Linked DNA regions of Homo sapiens: all the other regions are linked to region 3. A link is a loop called in an ENCODE intact Hi-C map of the cell type or tissue named here. Cell type or tissue: MCF 10A. All regions are shown on one strand.

Region 1 (2,500 bases), 760 kb after region 3:
TGTACTGGGTTTGTAATCTTGATCCTCTGTTTTCTCATCTGTAAAAGGGGGTTAATAATATTGTCTTTCTCAATTAATTATTACGACAATTAGATGAGCTAATTAAAGCATTGCTTACCTCAGTGCTGACAGCTTTAATAGATGTTAGCATTTCCTGTCGGTATAGTTAATGATCTGCTGATAGGCATTGATATCAGAGAACATCTGATCAGAAGGTGGCAATGAATGGCAGAAATATGTACTGAAAGTGACCCAAAGTTAATTTGTGCCAGCCACAGCATTTGAGGCTGTTGGTTAGTCATTCACAGTAAGACCCCAGATTCTGGCCAGGAGGCCATGGAGCTCAATCTCTCTTCTCCACACTCTTGGTAAGAGGCAAGGGAAAAGGGGGAACTTACGACAGTCAAACAGGGTGTCTTGCCTTAGCCCAGTGCTTTTCCAAATGTGGTCCCTAGATTGGTGGCATCAGCATCACCTGGGAATTTGTTAGAAATGCATATTCTCAGGCCCCACTTGAGACCTACTGAATCAGAAACTCAGGAGTTGCGATGTGGAAATGTGTGCTTTAACAAAGCCCTCCGGGTGATTCTGATGTTCACTAAAGTTTGAGAACCATTCTGTCTTCTCCAGTTGGGCTAGTATTTAGGGAAGTGAGTGGCCAGGATAAGAAGGCAATAACCCTAAAATGCCTTTGCCAATATCTCAGAAACTTGATGTAGACTGTGAATGAGTTAGGCTTGTTAATAGTCAAGGTCCATTATATATATAATATATGGTGTATGTATATCATGTATATAAATACATCATGTATGTTTCTCGAATAAATATATTTATCAAATTTATCAAATAAGTATATCATGTAAATTTATTCCTTTAAATACAGTCAGCCCTCCATATCCATAGTTTCTGTATCTGTGGAGTCAACCAACCACGGATAAAAAATATTTTTAAAAATGGATAGTTGTGTCTGTATTGAACATCTACAGACTGCCCTTGTCATTATTCCCTAAACATTACAGTGTAACAATTATTTACATAGCATTTACATGGTATTAGGTATTATAAGTAATCCACAGATGATTTAAAATATACAGGAGGATGCGCATGGGTTATATTCAAATGTCACATCATTTTATGTAAGAAACTTGAGCATCTATAGATTTTGATATTCGTAGGGGGTCTTAGAACCAATTCCCCAGAATGCCGAGGGACAACTGTATATATTTTTGCTTCACGTCATCTTCATCTTTGTAGATGTGGAATGCTGTTTGGCTATTTTTTAGTGAACTATAATTTTGATTATAAGGAGATAAAAATATGGAAAAACACTTGACTCCCATTTTTAGTTATGGTAAAAGTCTGGAGCTCTCCATGAAACCAGAGTGTCATCTGCCATCTGGTGGCAGCATACCCCACTGACAGGTTTCAACAGCAATAATCACAAGTCAAGGATTTCAGAGAGGTAGAGATCAAGGGGGAATCTGGGGTCTGAAGAACTTAGGGAAGGCTTCTCATCATGCCAAGTCACTACGGTTCCCTCTTGGAGAAGTAAGTGGCATGGAGAAAAATGTGGACGTTAGAGTCAGATGGATCTGGGTTACACCTTAAGTAACTTCAGAAAAGGTACTTAAACTAAGCCTCAGGTTTCTCATTTTGAAATGGAGATGATAGCAATGATAATGCTTCCATCTCTAGATTATTGTGGGGGTCAAATGAGGGAATTTGTGAGAAACAGCTGGACGTGTTTTCAAAACTATTAAGAGCTGCCCAGATGTGAGTTGTTTATTATTTATGTTTGAAACTTGGTCTTTAATTCTGGAATGTAATGTCCTCTGTTGGAGGAATTCTAGACATTAGCAAGCAGGTGGAGGAGCTATTTGGTGTTTGGGTTTGTCTTCAATTTTTTTTTAAAGGACACAGCGGAGGGAGAATGTGCCCTGAGATTACCTCAACCACAAGTTCACTCCTGTGGACTGTTTAGGAGTGAAGGAGGAATGAACAACCAACTCCATCCCCCACCGAAGAAGCAGGAAGAAGACCCAGGATCCTGGCCCGTGTCATTGTGTTGACTCTTGTCCTTGTGTTTTCTCTAACTTGGGGAAGGAAGGATAGAGAGAAAGAAAACTGGATGGAAGTTTGCTGGGAGAAAGGTGGGAGTGAGGAAAAGAGAAAGGAGAAGAGGGAATGCAAGACAGAGGGTGGGAAAGAGAATTAGTACCAGAGAGGATCAGAGTGAGAGGGAAGGGGCACTTGGAAGAAACCAGGTTAAAAGAAGGGTCAAATAGAGGGAGGAAACTAGAACATATGCCCTGCTGCTGTTGCCTTAGTCAGTTCTAGGCCTTTCCAACTGGCAGCACTTTCTGTGAGTCGGCTTTTTGCGACTGAAACACTTCTTTCTTCGGGGACCTTGTGCTTTTGTACATGTGAAGTGTTTGGATCCAATATGCTTAGTGAAAGAGAAGAGTCAGACATTGCTGGAAAAAGAGACCAGATGTCTTTG
Region 2 (2,500 bases), 840 kb after region 3:
TGTTTGAAAGAGCTCAGTCATGGTTAGTTACTATCGCGGAGCTTTTGGAGATCTGATTGATGCTTTGGCTTTGGGCAATTTCTCTGCCAGAGAGGTGAGCTTTTATGAGAATAAAGACATCATGGTTCAGAGAAGCCACCACTGGAGGCAGAAGGCTTCTCAGCTGTCTGTTTAGTGATGCACTTTAAGCTCAGAGACCACTCCTCTTTTAGAACATAAACCATTCCCGCCTGTGTAGTGAATACAGGTGTGGATAGGGCACGCTATTGGCCAGAGGATTTTGCTGCATCTCTTTACATTTCCTAGTGCTAAGGGTCTGCTTCTGCTCTCCTAGGCTTCTGTCCAATAAAAGTCCATTCAAAGAACACCCTCCACCCCTTTGTCATGTTTGAACATTGAGATCTTATACAATAGGGATGGATGAAACTTTATCAGGCAGTTTTAATTGGCCTCAACTCTGGTACCTGCTTTTGTGACCTTGGTAATCAGCCCTCTTGAAAAATCAAAACCCCTCCAGAGTCTGCAGCTTTATTTCCCAAACCCTCACTCTCCTCATGCTGTGGGTCACTTGTACTTGGTCAAGGGAGGCCTGGGGATTCACAGCTCAGGTAGTCTCTTGCTGTGATTGGATTGGGTCTTTCCTGGTTGGAGGTGGCAGCCAAGGAGATTCCTGGACAGCACTGTCCTGGGAGACTATTTGACCAAAGCAGGGCACATTCACCTCTGATGTGAGTTTGTACTCAGGCCTGTTATTCAGAGGAAGCATCAGAAAGAGCGGGGGCCTGAAGGGACCAGGAGATCACGTGCGGGTGACTGTTCAGGTGCTGTGGAGAATCAGGAGATACAAGAGAGGATTAGGCAAAAGAAATCTATTAAATAACAACTCAAACAAATTATTGGAAGTGAAGGACCATTTTTATTCCAGAAAAAGCAGGCTTTGCTAGAGCAGATTGGATTCAGGGCTCCGCATGGCATGTACATATGTACCTCTGTGTGTGTGTGTCTGTGTGTGTGTGTGTGTTACTTGTGGGAGGAGAGGATGAAACACAGCAAAGTGACCCTGAAGTCACTGCACCTGTCCCTTGTTTCTCTAGCCCACCTGCACCCAAGTGAGGAAAATTCAAAGATATTTGGTTATGAACCTGGAAATGACCCTGAATCCCCCACCAGTTCCCTCACATCTCTGCCAAAGACCCATATGACTCACTGGTGCTCCCTGGTGGACATTTGGGTTCTGTGGCTCCACCTGGGACATTGACCCAGTGTTTGGGCCTCTCTTGCTCTCATGAAGAAGGAATGAGGTATCATTGCAGCTGGAATTAGACTGCAGTGCCCAGATACTGCCCCAGCTGAAGTGGGTAGGGCTTTCCTCCCTCTGGTATCTCAACTCTTTATTTTAGGCTTCTCAGAGGAGGACTTTGCTCTTCTCATACACACTTTTGTGACTTGAGGGTCTTGGGGCTGAGTGATTAGAAGACCTATGAGGGAAATCAACCACTGTCTCAGTTCAAAGTCCACAGGCCCCTGGATTCTCTCTACATCACAAAGCAAGCCCTGTCTACGTAGGTAACCCTGGAGAGGCCAATTTGGATTTGGACTGCTGTTCATAGCCTGGGGTCCTTGCCATAACTGATGGGAGCATTCTCAAGGGCTGGCAATGCCCACCAGCCCAGGACAGCTCCATCCAGCTGTCTCACCAGAGCAAGTGTCTCCTGACCTAAGCAGGACTCCCATCCCCTAAGAGGGAGTGTGAGATGTGGAAACCTGGAATGGAATCAGGCGACCTAGGTTCAAAGCTCTGGCCTCTCCTAAGAGTGTGACTTTGGCCAAATCATTGAATCCTTCCAAGTCCCATTTTTCATGATTACAGAAGAGAAATAATAAAATACCTTCCTTACAGGGTTGTTGTGGGAATTAGAGGTGACATGCTTGAAGTGAATGGACTGGTGCCCAGCGGGTCATCACAAAGATAACAGCAGCTTCCATATGTTTAGTTGTTCACTAAATGCCAGACACTAATAAGTTCCTTACATATTTTGGCAAGCCCGGTTTTCATAGGCCATGTAATCATTGAATTAAATAAATGTAACTCTTTTGTTCTATGACTTCATTTTTATTAATTATATGTTTATATAAGCCCCCGTTCTGCATGATAGATATCCAATTCTAGTACTAAGGAATCTGGGTCCTCTCAGGGTTTTCTAAGTTGCTTTGGGTTTAAGCTCAATACATTCAAACTTGTTGCCTTTCTCTTTTTCCCCTTGGTGTGGCATATGCATTCTGGTGTTGAGATGTATCCTGGCATGGGTATGAGTTGAGAAAAGGCTGAGGTTCTGGCCCACAATCATTTTTTTTCCAATTATGGTGGCTGCCAAGATGTGACTCCTGGTCTTGGTCACTGGCACCCTCTCCCAGGTGTGTGGGCACTGCTGTCCCACCTGGTCCTGGCTTCATAGTCTCTCCTTTTCTCTGATATGTCATCTTTCTCTCCTAATTCTAA
Region 3 (2,500 bases):
TACTTAAGGTTTTCATAGTGGATTAGAATAGCATTACTTAGCACAGGTGTTTCTATAATTGGGATTCCCTGGGAAACTTCAGTACTGTTCTCGGTAACATTCAGCTTTCCACATAAATGGAAGAGCTATCCAATGTTAATTTGATAGGCTGTGGCATGAAACAGGGAGTGGGGTCCGGCTTGGGGGCCTGTTGCTTCTTTTATTGGAGAAGACATTTCTTGTTGTCCATTAGCATCGGGTTGCTGTGGCTATATTTTTAATTTTTAATTTATACCATTATTTATTTATTGTTGACCAAAATACTGAATGGGCACGGCCAAAGTCAGCCAGGGCTGATTTATGCTCATATAAAACAAAATAGTTCCCTAGTGTCCCATTTTCTTGAAATAAATAGAATTCTTCTCAATTTATAAAGTATATTTAAATAATGTCTATGCATCCAAGTAGCAGGGAAATGACTGAGGAACCCATGGGGCACAGTTCACCGAGGAGGACCTACGGTGTGGCCTTGCAGATGTCCCCAAGCCTTGGAGGCAGTGACCAGGAGTAACAAAGAACAACCGCGATAAATTATTTCAGGATTTAGCTAGGAGGTTCTTAAGCCTGGCATTCTTTTAGTGCAAGGCGTGAATATAGGAAGAACGGTGAGCGAAAAAGGCTTCCATAGGGGTAGGAATGGGAAAATAGAAAATCATTGATATAATTAATAATCATTATTATTTTACCTAATCCATTGTTAGACACTCAGAAGGACTGATTTCCTGAGAAATGGGCGACTATAGAGCTGGGAAATGTTCAGCTCTCGCAGCAGGCGGCCGGGCTGCCTGAACGTCCTTCTCTTGCACGCAATTCTCGTCTCGGAGACCTCCGTTTGTGACCTTGGGTCTGGCCGCGTCCCTGAGTCCCTTTGTCTACTGTTCCGAAGGTGGAGAGGAAGCGGGAGATGAGTCCCAGGGAGTACGGAGTCAGCTCTGAGCCGAGGTCACCGCAGAAGGGAGCTCGGTCTTCGGCCAGGACCGGAGCAGTTGGTATGCCTCTTCGAAGCTGCCCCCACCCTCTGCCACTGCCCTGGGAGTTAGTGTTTGGAGTTTCGGAGCCGCAGCCCCTGACTTGGAGCTGCAGACTCTTTGGCCCGAAGCTTTATACTTTGCTGGGAGAGTTCGCCTTCGCTCGATTCCCGGCTATTGGTTTCAGCTAGTTGGAAGTTTTAGCTCTCACTCCTGTCAGCCCGAGTCTCTGAGGGCAGACGGCGCCTAGCGTGGCCCGCCCGCCCGCAGGGCGCCCTCCCTTTGCTTCTCTTTCAGGCGGTCCCGGGAGGTCGCCAAGGCTGCTGGGCCAGTGTCAGCTGGGTTCGTCTCTACAGCCCCTAGCTGGGCGCAGTCTTCCCCTCGACCTCAAGGTGGCGACTTAGGCACGTAAACAAAGCTCGGCCAAGCCTGACCGCCGGCATCCTCGCAGTTCATCCACGGAACAGTCTAGTTTCCCCGATGCTCTGGAGCGGGCTGAATTGACTGTAAAGGGACTTCCGTTTAGATGAGGAGTTCGGCCAGAATTTCAGAATACGCGCGTGTCTGTGTGTGTGCGTGCGTGTGTGTGTGCTCGTGGGTCCGCGCGCGCGCGTGGAGGCAGCGGGAAGTGGTGATGGGGTGGAAACCCTTGGCCGAACCCGTTTGGGACGCCGCGAGCCTCCTCTCCATCACCTGAGCCCTCAGGCCGAGCGACCCAGCGGGCTGGGGCTTCGGAACCACTCTGCACCGAGAGATGTCTCAGAGTGCGCAACTGGCAAGACAGAGGCTCTGGTTGCCGCCGCCAGCGGTAGAAGATTTGCTAATCTCGTTTTAGTGACACCCATAATTTATGAGTGGAGAGACCTGAAAAATAAAGCCCCCGCCGTGTTTGTGCCCTTCTCCAGGGTGCATGCCGGCTGATCTGAGTGGCAGGGGTAGTTGGGGGTGGGGAAGAGAGACACAGACAGTGAAAGAATAAACGTGAGGCAGTCACACAATCTTACCTCCGGGACGAAAGGACACGGTTCCTAGAACTGAGATTTCCATAGCCCGTCTGCATCCCAGCTGTTTTTCCCGTAGGCGCTTTCCTGCCTAACACCGCCTTCTGACTAACTTGGACAAGGCTTGAGCTGCCCCCCTCCTTTTTTCCTCCCTTTTTTTCTTTCCAGACATTCCCTAAACTCAACCCAGGGCAAATCCAGAAGTCGGTACAGTACAGAGCTTCCATTCAATCGTGGGGGGGAAATCCCGTTTACAGTTTCTCTTAGGCAGATGGAAGAAGTAGATGGTTACAGGACTTTGGCAGGGTGCGTGGGGATGGCATGGCGTGTTAGTGTCAGGGAAGCGCGATTTCTCTTAGGTATTGGTGCTGCAGGTAAGGTTCCCAGATTCCAGCTGCCCTTGTGCAGAGCTGCAGTGTCGGTGAGAGTGGAGGGTGATCCGCGTCTCATTAGAGGGGAATGGAGGAGGGTGACGTGGGGGAGAAATGGACC

The links. A loop is a pair of places that touch in the nucleus more often than their neighbours do. Peaks named below come from ENCODE experiments on the same cell type or tissue, not always from the same donor. Only the 100,000 strongest peaks of a DNase experiment are listed, where the experiment ranks them.
Region 1: a loop joins it to region 3, with 7 times the contacts of the local background. A loop is called at or near these places in 12 of 110 quality-filtered maps.
Region 2: it touches region 3 in a loop (15-fold over the local background); 24 of 110 quality-filtered maps call a loop at or near these places.

The regions. Positions count from the first base shown.
Region 1 is chr11:15,851,287-15,853,786 of GRCh38, reverse strand. The region is part of intron 3 of LOC107984370 (a long non-coding RNA gene); the gene reads right to left. Among named protein-coding and RNA genes, the nearest start is that of LINC02682, 58 kb to the left of the region's middle. In MCF 10A, a CTCF peak has its summit at 1,390 (motif pointing left); no DNase peak of the experiment used is centred here.
Region 2 is chr11:15,769,724-15,772,223 of GRCh38, reverse strand. No RefSeq gene overlaps it. Among named protein-coding and RNA genes, the nearest start is that of LINC02682, 140 kb to the left of the region's middle. In MCF 10A, a CTCF peak has its summit at 1,216 (motif pointing left); a DNase peak (open chromatin) is centred at 1,213.
Region 3 is chr11:16,612,726-16,615,225 of GRCh38, reverse strand. It overlaps LOC105376571 (a long non-coding RNA gene), which reads right to left and starts at 2,422. Exons shown (of 4, transcript XR_931086.3): 1 at 2,012-2,422; 2 at 726-1,511. It also overlaps a transcript of SOX6 not described here. In MCF 10A, a CTCF peak has its summit at 1,394 (motif pointing right); a DNase peak (open chromatin) is centred at 1,425.